Linked DNA regions of Homo sapiens: region 1 is linked to region 2. Evidence: chromatin loops called from intact Hi-C (ENCODE). Cell type or tissue: mammary epithelial cell. All regions are shown on one strand.

Evidence for each region. Peaks named below come from ENCODE experiments on the same cell type or tissue, not always from the same donor. Only the 100,000 strongest peaks of a DNase experiment are listed, where the experiment ranks them.
Region 1: a loop joins it to region 2, with 3 times the contacts of the local background. A loop is called at or near these places in 6 of 110 quality-filtered maps.

Annotation. Positions count from the first base shown.
Region 1 is chr6:31,969,246-31,974,245 of GRCh38, reverse strand. SKIC2 (SKI2 subunit of superkiller complex) reads right to left here. Exons shown (of 28, transcript NM_006929.5): 27 at 4,826-4,966; 28 at 4,495-4,731. The coding sequence ends at 4,531. DXO (decapping exoribonuclease) reads left to right here and starts at 2,108. Exons shown (of 7, transcript NM_005510.4): 1 at 2,108-2,317; 2 at 2,565-2,926; 3 at 3,099-3,334; 4 at 3,421-3,640; 5 at 3,768-3,903; 6 at 4,043-4,137; 7 at 4,222-4,431. The coding sequence starts at 2,571. The coding sequence ends at 4,369. It overlaps WHR1 (winged helix repair factor 1), which reads right to left and starts at 1,883. Exons shown (of 7, transcript NM_004197.2): 1 at 1,735-1,883; 2 at 1,489-1,625. The coding sequence starts at 1,834. RefSeq lists an enhancer at 1,611-2,321. In mammary epithelial cell, no CTCF peak of the experiment used is centred here; a DNase peak (open chromatin) is centred at 2,075; H3K4me3 peaks cover 2,845 bases; H3K27ac peaks cover 2,908 bases.
Region 2 is chr6:32,152,575-32,157,574 of GRCh38, reverse strand. PPT2 (palmitoyl-protein thioesterase 2) reads right to left here and starts at 3,434. Exons shown (of 9, transcript NM_005155.7): 1 at 3,171-3,434; 2 at 2,798-2,988; 3 at 2,392-2,545; 4 at 1,792-1,887; 5 at 1,597-1,704. The coding sequence starts at 2,980. It overlaps PPT2-EGFL8 (PPT2-EGFL8 readthrough (NMD candidate)), which reads right to left and starts at 3,576. Exons shown (of 16, transcript NR_037861.1): 1 at 3,171-3,576; 2 at 2,798-2,988; 3 at 2,392-2,545; 4 at 1,792-1,887; 5 at 1,597-1,704. It overlaps LOC100507547 (a long non-coding RNA gene), which reads left to right and starts at 3,210. Exons shown (of 3, transcript NR_037172.1): 1 at 3,210-3,286; 2 at 3,739-3,838; 3 at 4,403-4,773. It also overlaps a transcript of PRRT1 not described here. In mammary epithelial cell, CTCF peaks have their summits at 2,807 (motif pointing right) and 3,781; a DNase peak (open chromatin) is centred at 3,544; H3K4me3 peaks cover 2,337 bases; H3K27ac peaks cover 2,400 bases.

The DNA of each region.
Region 1 (5,000 bases), 180 kb after region 2:
TGCAGCGGTGCTATCTCAGCTCACTGCAACCTCCGCCTCCCCAGCTCAAGCAATCCTCCCACCTCAGCCTCCCCAGTAGCTCTATAGGCGCGTACCACCACGCCTGGCTAATTTTTGTATTTTTTGTAGAGATGGGGTTATGTCATGTTGCCCATGCTGGTATCAAACTCATGAGCTCAAGAGATCCACCCACCTCGGCCTCCCAAAGTGCTGGGATTACAGGTGTGAGCCACCGCGCCGGCCTCTGGGTTCCTCTTAACTCAGGCAAGTCCCTCTCTGCCTCTGTCACAGATTCCTCTTCTTCTGCTTTCCCTTTATGTCAGTGGATCTCAAATTTTAAGGCACACTTAAAAAGCACTTGAGGCAGTTCAAAAATGTAGAGTCCCAAATCCCGCCCCAAGAGAGCGTAATTCATTAACCTTGGATGAGTCCCAGGAACCTGTATTTTTTTTAACAAGCAGCCCACGTAATTTTGACACAGGCATAATAACTCAGCTCATATATTCAGTAACACTGCCTTAAATGATGGTGTTTCCCAGCATTGTGGATTTGACCCTATTAACTTCCACTCTAAACCTGGAGTCCTTAACCACGGACCTCGCAGGATTAGTAAAATATTTCCCCCCTAACTATACATACACCCTATGTATATGTGGCAAACGTGCATTTTTCTGGAGAGAGATAGCCATAGCTTTTATCACCTTCTAAAGATTACAAAAAGGTTAGAAATCACTCCTCTACCCACTCTTCCTACTGGATCTCACCACATCACAGAATTAACCACTTGCTATTCACACCTCCATGACTTGTAATTCTATTATCACTGGCCCAGAATTCTCTCCAACTCTCATATCCAACTGTCTAATACCTTTGTCTTTGGATGCTCCACATGCACCATCAACTCAACTTGTATAAAATTAAACACATTATCTGTAGTCCAACAACTAAATGTGCTCCTAATACCACCAGCCACGCAGTCATCTGGAAAGTCTGAGTTGTCCTGGACTCCTCCCTCTTCCTCACTCTCCTCTCCCTCCCTACTGCACTGACCTAATTTAGGCCTTCACCACTTCTCAGATGCAGTATCTTCTTAGCTGACCTCCCTGCCTCATCCACTATCTCCAATACACCATTCCCTCTCTCTATGATATTCTCTACCAGCCCATCGCCTCAGTGTAAGATGGAAACAACACTGATGTACAAGGCCTGTCATGATCTGACGTCTGACTGCACTCCCAGCGCTGTATGTTCGAACCATGCCCCATGACTCGGTTTCCCCAAAAGCCTCGTTCTTCTACCTCCATGATTTGAAATGCCCTGTACTACCTGCGGGACTTTTAACAGGGTCTCTGTGGCACCCCAGTGCCTGGCACAGTGCCCTCGCCTGAAAGGCCTAATGCTTGCTGAACGGCTGGCGGAGTGACTGAGTGACAGGGAATTCCAGGAGTTAGGAAAGGGGCTTCCGGCGGTCGCACCGACGCCCCTCACCAGCTGCCGGTCGGCCACGGTCCTGTCAGGCACAAGGCTGTACACCTGGCTCCTCAGCACGATGGGCGGCAGCGCGTCCTCAAACAGGCCTCGCGGGAACAGCTGCATGAGTTCTGAGACAGCCGCGCGCGCCGACCCTGGGCAGATAAATCGGCTCACGGACAGGGAACTGGGGCGGGGACGCGGTTCTAACAAAACTCTCGGCTACCGGAAGCGAGGCCCCACCCCCGGGGTTGCCATGGTTACCTGGCTCACCCCGAAGAGGATCCGACTCCACAGGCCCTCGCTTCCGCCGCCTCTTAACTCCAAAGGTCTCCGGGATCAGGTGATGCCTCTTCCAGCTCATATCCCGGGATTTTATGGTACCGGGGAAGGGGTAGGAATGGAGGGAAGAGAACCTGAAAATAGGGTCTTCCGGCGCAGAGCAGTGACGTACGGTCTCCCCGGGCGTCCCTCCTAGACCAGGTGATGACGAAAGGAGCGTCAACTTGTCGTCCCTCAGGCCCGTCAGTGCTGGGAGGGGCGGTGGCGACGCACATACCAGCATCACCTCCGCCAGGCCGGGCCCCACGCCGGCCGCGGATTGGCTCCCTCCAAGGGCACGCACGCCCGGGGACTCGTTGGCGGCGTGGAGGGGCGCCGGTGGCCACGTTGGTGTCAACCTCCTTCGTGAAGCTCACACCTCCCCCGCCCCGGGAGGGGTTTGCCCGCCACTGTCGCTGAATGATTGCATCATCGAAAGCAGAAAACCACTTTTGCATCCTTCGGCCTCTGGCGTGCCTGCCATGACGTCATAGCTCTGCGGAGGTGGAAGTTGGGGAGCTTTGAGGTAACTGGATTCTTGATCTGAGCGCAGACGTCCTTCCTAACCTCACTGCATTTGGAGGACCTGGAGGGAGGGTGGGTGAAGGGCAAGGAAAGAGGCAGGATGAGAGCTTGGCCGCGGTGGCGTCTGAGGGGCCTGAATGTTTCAAGGCCAGAGCCTGGCGATCAGGTGGCTCGCTTAGTCCTAAACCAGTCATCCTTCTCCAGGCCTCCTCTGTAGAATGGAAACTCTGTACCCCTGCTTGTCTTAGGACCTCATGGATCCCAGGGGGACCAAGAGAGGAGCTGAGAAGACAGAGGTAGCTGAGCCTCGGAACAAACTACCTCGTCCAGCACCTTCTCTGCCCACAGACCCTGCCCTCTACTCTGGGCCCTTTCCTTTCTACCGGCGCCCTTCGGAACTGGGCTGCTTCTCCCTGGATGCTCAACGCCAGTACCATGGAGATGCCCGAGCCCTGCGCTACTATAGCCCACCCCCCACTAACGGTCCAGGCCCCAACTTTGACCTCAGAGACGGATACCCGGATCGATACCAGCCCCGGGACGAGGAGGTCCAGGAAAGGCTGGACCACCTGCTGTGCTGGCTCCTGGAACACCGAGGCCGGTTGGAGGGGTGAGCAAAGCGTGGTAGGCAGTATATCTGGAGACCCGTACCTACCCTCTAAAATTAGGAGAGCCAAAGCCGGGGTGAGAATCAGTCCTTAGAAGAAACAAGACTATTCTTCGAGGGGAGCATCTCACTAATGCTTGTGTCAGACCTTCAGCCTGTAACTCCTGCCTCTCAGGGGTCCAGGCTGGCTGGCAGAGGCCATAGTGACGTGGCGGGGGCACCTGACAAAACTGCTGACGACACCGTATGAGCGGCAGGAGGGCTGGCAGCTGGCAGCCTCCCGGTTCCAGGGAACACTATACCTGAGTGAAGTGGAGACACCGAACGCTCGGGCCCAGAGGCTTGCTCGGCCACCGCTCCTCCGGGAGCTTATGTACATGGGATACAAATTTGAGCAGTACATGTGTGCAGGTGAGTTGCCCCTGCTTCATAGCCCCCTTCCCCTTCCCAGAGGTTGAGAGCCCCCCACGCCTGCTGCTGCTTCTCTCCTTGTGCAGACAAACCTGGAAGCTCCCCAGACCCCTCTGGGGAGGTTAACACCAACGTGGCCTTCTGCTCTGTGCTACGCAGCCGCCTGGGAAGCCACCCTCTGCTCTTCTCAGGGGAGGTAGACTGCACAGACCCCCAAGCCCCATCCACACAGCCCCCAACCTGCTATGTGGAGCTCAAGACCTCCAAGGAGATGCACAGCCCTGGCCAATGGAGGAGTTTCTACAGGTTCAGGATCGGGGTGGGCAGGGCGAGAGCTTAGGCTTGAAGGCTGGGAAAGGGACTTGGGGAGGAGGGTGAAGGCAGAATGGAGGGTGCACGAGGGGTCCCACTGATCCCTTGCTTTTCCTGTCAGACACAAGCTCCTGAAATGGTGGGCTCAGTCATTCCTCCCAGGGGTCCCGAATGTTGTTGCTGGCTTCCGTAACCCAGACGGTTTTGTCTCTTCCCTCAAGACCTTTCCTACCATGAAGATGTTTGAATATGTCAGGGTAAGGGAACGATGTTGCAGCTCCCACCCGTATCCCCAAACACCAAGACCACAGGTCTAGCATCCAGGGCAACAGCCTGCCTTCTCTCCTCCCACCACCCCCACTGCCCATCTTCTGCCTCCTCCTCTGCCTGCTCCAGAATGACCGTGACGGCTGGAATCCCTCTGTGTGCATGAACTTCTGTGCCGCCTTCCTTAGCTTTGCCCAGAGCACGGTTGTCCAGGATGACCCCAGGTGAGGCATTCAGCTCTGTCCCTCCCCTCTGGATCCCAGGATCCAGCCTCTGGCCCTCAACTGATGCCTCCATCTGCCCCCCAGGCTCGTTCATCTCTTCTCTTGGGAGCCTGGCGGCCCAGTCACCGTGTCTGTACACCAAGATGCACCTTACGCCTTCCTGCCCATATGGTATGTGGAAGCTATGACTCAGGACCTCCCATCACCCCCCAAGACTCCCTCTCCCAAATAGTAATGCTTTAGAGGGAGGCAGTCATATCTCTGTGTGCAGATAATAAAAGCATATTTCTAAGAGGTTCTCTCGCTGTCTTCTTAGCTGAGTCATCCCTGTCCAGCAACTCAAGCACACAACAGTGCTTTGCTGTTTTATCATCATGTTTTTACATGGGGCATTCACTGGGTGTAGAGGCTGGCCGCAAATACGATGTCCCGCCGTAGCAAGGTAGCCGCTGTCTCCATCTTGGCACCCAGCACAGGCTCTCCTACCAGGCGGGCTGCCCCCCGCAGTGAGCGACACATCTCAGCCAGGCGCTGAATGCAGCGGACCACCAGGCCCTCAGGGGTCCCTGAGAGCCCTGCCAACTCGGAGAAGGGCTGTGGGGAAAGTAGGGTGAGGACTGGATGCACTCAGCCTGGGCAGGTTCTCCCCAGCCAGCCGTCTGCAAAATCCCAAACCTCAGGTACTCACCATGCCCCGGGCCCACTCATATACAACCTCAACCAGCCCAAAATTCAGCTCCCCCACAAATTCCTCCACCGTCTGGTTCAGGCCACAAGCCACCTGGACCTCACCAATCCGCTTGGCCACAGCCCGGACACGTTCTATTCCCTGCAGGAAAGAAGGAGAGGTTAAGGCCTGCCTT
Region 2 (5,000 bases):
CCCAATAAGGAAGCTGCAGCAATAGTCAAGGTGGATAGTAATAAAATAGTAGTGATAATGTAGGCCAGGTGCGGTGGCTCACACCTGTAATCCCAGCACTTTGGGAGGTAGAGGCAGGTGGATCACTTGAAGTCGGGAGTTTGAGACCAGCCTGGCTAACATGGCGAAACCCTGTCTCTACTAAAAATACAAAAGTTAGCCAGGCGTGGTGGTGCATGCCTGTAATCCCAGTTACTCGGGGCGCTGGAATCACTTGAACCCAGGAGGTGGAGGTTACAGTGAGCCGAGACTGCACCACTGCACTCCATCCTGGGAGACACAGTGAGACTCCATCTCAAAATAATAATAGTAGTGATAACAACCGTAAACATAGTAACAAGTACTTTTTTTTTTTTAGATGAAATCTCACTCCGTCACCCAGGCTGAAGTGCAGTGGCAGGATCTCCGCTCACTGCAACATCTGCCTCCCGGGTTCAAGCAATTCTCCTGACTCAGCATCCTGAGTAGCTGGGATTACAAGCGTGTGCCCACATTCAGCTAAATTTTTTTTGTATTTTTAGTAGAGATGGGGTTTCACCATGTTGGCCAGGCTGGTCTCGAACCCGACCTCAGGTGATGCGCCCACCTCCCCCTGCCAAGATATTGGGATTACAGGTGTGAGCCACCACACCTGGCAATAGCAAGTACTTCTATCTAGTATCTACTATATGAGCCAGGTACTATTCAAAGTACATTGCATTCATTTATTTATTTAATCCTTACAACCACCTGGTGAAGTACATGCTATAATATTTTACAGATAAGGAAAACTGAGTAACAGAATGGTTAAGTAACTTGCCCAAAGGCACCCAATAGGGTCAAGATTCAAACCCAAGTATTCTGGCCCCATGGTCTGGTCTAGAGGTTGGCAAACTGTGACCAAAGGACCAAATCCAGCCTGCTACTTGTTTTTGTAAATGAAGTTTTACTGGAACACAGGCACATTCATTCACATATGGTACATGGCTGCTTTCACACTACAACAGCAGAATTGAGGAGTTGTGAAACAGACTATATGTCCTACAAAGTCAAAAATATTTACTCTCTGGCCCTTTATAGACAAGGTTTGCTGACTCCCACATCAGACTAAACCTTCTAAGGCAATAAGGTGACACACTTAAAACATTCTGGGCCAGGTGCAATGGTTCACACCTGTAATCCCAGCACTTTGGGAGGCCGAGGCGAGTGGATCACCTGAGGTCAGGAGTTCGAGACCAGCCTGGCCAACATGGCGAAACTCCATCTCTACTTAAAATACAAAACTTAGCCGGGCATGATGGCGCCTGCCTGTAATCCCAGCTACTAGGGGGACTGAGGCAGGAGGATCACTTGAACCTGGGAGGCGGAGGTTGCAGTGAGCCAAGATGGTGCACTGCACTCCAGCCTGGGCAACAGAACAAGACTCCGTCTCAAAAAAAAAAAAAATTCTGAACAGAGCCTGTTCAAATAACTCAATAAATGTAAGTTATCTTTATTGTCATCACTGCTATTGGTTGTAGCAGAGGTGGAAGCAACTGACCTGATCCATGGAAGCCCCAGTTCAGCATCCCCACTCACCATGCCAGTAGTTGCAGATGGAGAATTCCTGGCCCCAGGGGCTATAGCAGATCCGATAGAGGTTAGACCGCATGGAGGTGGGGAACAGCCACTTCAAGTAGTCCGTGTCTGGCAAGCGAATGGCAATGCTAAGTGACCATAAACCTCTGTTCCCCCAAAACTCAGGGCATTCTATGGAGTCTAGTGCCCACTCACCTCCATACTGTCCCATCTGTGGAGAGGAGAGGGAGATGAAAGAATCCACGTTGTGATCATCCATGACAGAAAGCAGAGCCCGGCACACAAGGCCCCCTGTAAGCAGAACACCACATTGGGCAGGCACTTAAGGACAGCAAAGCCAGCAGCACCCCCCACCCCCACCACACACACACACACACACACACACACACACACAGAGACACACACAGACACACACTGTACACAAAGGAGACTGAGGCTTACAGAAGGCAGGCACACCCTGTGCCAAAAGGTCACACATCATATAAGTGACTGAGCCCGAATTAGATGCTGGGCCTCCTGCCTCTAGTTCTAGGATGTTTTTACCTGCCCCATTAGCCCTTATGTCCAAGAACCATGGGTAACAGGAAGCAAAAGGGCAGCAGTGTAGGGAGCCTCCCTCCCATTCAAGACAGAGATGAGACCCAGGTGCTGAGGGAAGTCAGAAAGGAAGGGCTCAGGTACCAGGGTTGTGCCTGGAGCAATGTGGTTCAGAAAAAGGGACGCTAGGAAGTGTCCCTCAGATAAGGATCAAGCCTCAGATAGGGCTTAGGAGTTAGGGGCAGGGGAGTCGCCTACCCTGCGAGTAGCAGATGAGATGCACCCCTTGAGGGGCCTTTGCCATGATGGGGACCACAGCCTCTCGGAACCCTTGCACCTGTTCCCACAGGGGTCGCAAGCTCTCTCTCCCATCGAAGAGATCGAGCACTGTCACCACAGTCCCGGGGTGTGTCTGTGGGAAGGGGGCAATGCAGCCACCGGGGATAGGCTAAGAAGCTCCCACACGCCACCCCCTGGCCCGCGTCCACAGGTCTATTGTACCCTGCTAGAACCAGGGATCCCGTCCCCCAACTCTCCCCCACGCCAGCACCAGCTCCCTGAGGAACTGGGCAGGCCCAGAGGGGTGGCTTTCAGTTCCCCGCTCTCCCTCCCCTGCCACAGTAGACGCCTCTAACGCCCTGCACCCAGGTGTCCCCTGCCAGACCTCATTGATGTATTCCAGCAGGTGGCGGAAGCTGTACGAGCTGTCGAAGAGCCCATGCACCACGATGACCGGCTTGTAGGACGCGCGGTGGGGCGCGGGGGCTGCAAGCAGCAGCAGCGGCAGGAAAGGCAACAGAAGCAGGACCCACGCCGCGGGGAGCCGCTGCCCGCAGAGCCCCAGCATGCTCCCGCCTGAGAAAGGGGTGATAAGGGCATGTGAGGGAGATGGCAACACCCTCCTCCCTCGGAACAGACGCCCGGCAATCAAGCCACCTCCTCTCGCTCCCACACCAGGTCCGTGTCACAAAATAGCCTACTTTTAACTTACTCCAGCCCTCTCCCTACAAACACACCCCCCCACCACGTTGACGCACCAACGCGCACCCGAAGTCCCGCCTCCAACTCAGCGTTCGGGGGACTTGTTCTCTAGGTCCAGGATCTTCCTAATGCATCGCCTCAGCCATGAACAACGCGGAGTTCTTTAATACCCGTGAGCAGCAGCCCAGGCCCCTTGAAGAGTGCAGACTCCCACCTGGCCTGGGTCCGTAGGCCTCGCTCCACCCGCTGTTTACTTATCCCAAGTCTGGAACCCACGGTGGCGGGGGGAAGGGTGAGGAAAGAGAGCGCAGGGGAATGACGGATGGGAGGGGGAAGGGCGGGCTGCTTGGGGTCGCGCAAATCCGTCACGTCCGGGGCTTTCTCTGGCAACCGCGCGAGCGTTCCCCGCAACACAGACCCAGGACAGGAGGGGCAATGGAATATTCCATTGCGCCCTAGGTGCTGGGGAGGAAACAGGCGGAGCGATCCATTTAGGCCAGTGGGGAGAGGAAAAAGCAGCAAACATATTCTGGGAATGGAAAGAAGGCCTCTCCAGGCTTCGTTGCCCCCAGCGACCCAAAAGTCCGATTTCCCCGCCTTGATTCTCCCCACTTCCCAATACAGGCGTCTGGCTCCGCAGCAGAACACGAAGTTTGCATTCCCCAAGGGGCGGCCAGGGGGCGGACCAGGGAAAGGTAGTCCTCTGCATTTTGCCGTGTGCTGGGTGAGTGGCAGGGTGGCCTGGAGGGCTGATGCCAGCCCGGGCGTGCCCCTCAACACCCACCCCACCCCACCCTCCAGTCCGCCCCAGGTCAGCGACTTACAACTCTTCATTCTGAAGTGCGTGTAGTGCCCTTGTCTCCAGAGACGCAGAGAGTCCTCGAGGCCCCTTGAGCTAAGTGCAGCCTGGCCCAGTTTCTCCTGCCCTACTCTACTCCCCTCCCTATAAGCGACCCACCCTCAAGGGGCGGAGGGCGCGTAGGGATGCGCTGACTCATGCCCGCGTAATTTCGACCAGTCTTTCAACCTGAACGACCCCCAGAATCTGGCTGTCTGAGTTATCTGTGGGTGGCTCCCTACCGAAACCCCCAGGCGCCCCACCTCTCCGCCTGTGACCCCTAACCGACACCCTAGTGCCTCAGGGCTTTTACTTGCTAGGGCTTTTACTTAGCATTTAAAGACGTTTCTCTAGAGATAAGGATTTCTCAGCATGTCTGAGCCCCTCTCTCTGTTTACAAGGTCATTGCTTGGTCTAAATTTGTCTCAATCAAAACATTTTTGCGCTCAGAATGGTGTAGAGTGACGATGAGGTGGCGGTAAGGGGTTGAGCGCTCACGCGAACGCCTAAGTGACCAGAACGACTGGTGTGAAGCCGTGATCTGACTCTGTGGAGCCTGGGACTGGTTTCAGCGAGAGCCTCTGTACTGCTCTGTAGTCTCTGCTAGGACATGGACGAAAAGGGACGCAGCCGGGAGAGCGACTGCCCCAGGTGGGGGCTGGGGGGACGTAAGGGAAGAATAATAATTATCTGGCTGTGTTTTTGTTTAAAAAAAAAAAAAAACTGGTGTAAATCTCCATAGACTTCCTATCCTCGCTCCCTTCACCCACCCACGCGCTCCCAAGATGCAATAAGCAAATAAAAAGACTAATAACGCTGTACTGCAGGTCGACTCAGGAGCTGGAGATGCGTCTTGGTGGGAGGTGGTGGGTGGGAGTAGGGGGGTTTAGGGAATGGATCTGAACATTGACCAGCCCAGAGACTCTAAGCAGCCTCAAAAGCAAAGGGAAAGTGGGGGAACAAGCACACATTACCAACAGAGCTGCCAGAAATGAGCAGTTAAGTCATACCCCCTACCCCCTCCAAAAGAGCTTCAGCTCCTTAGTCC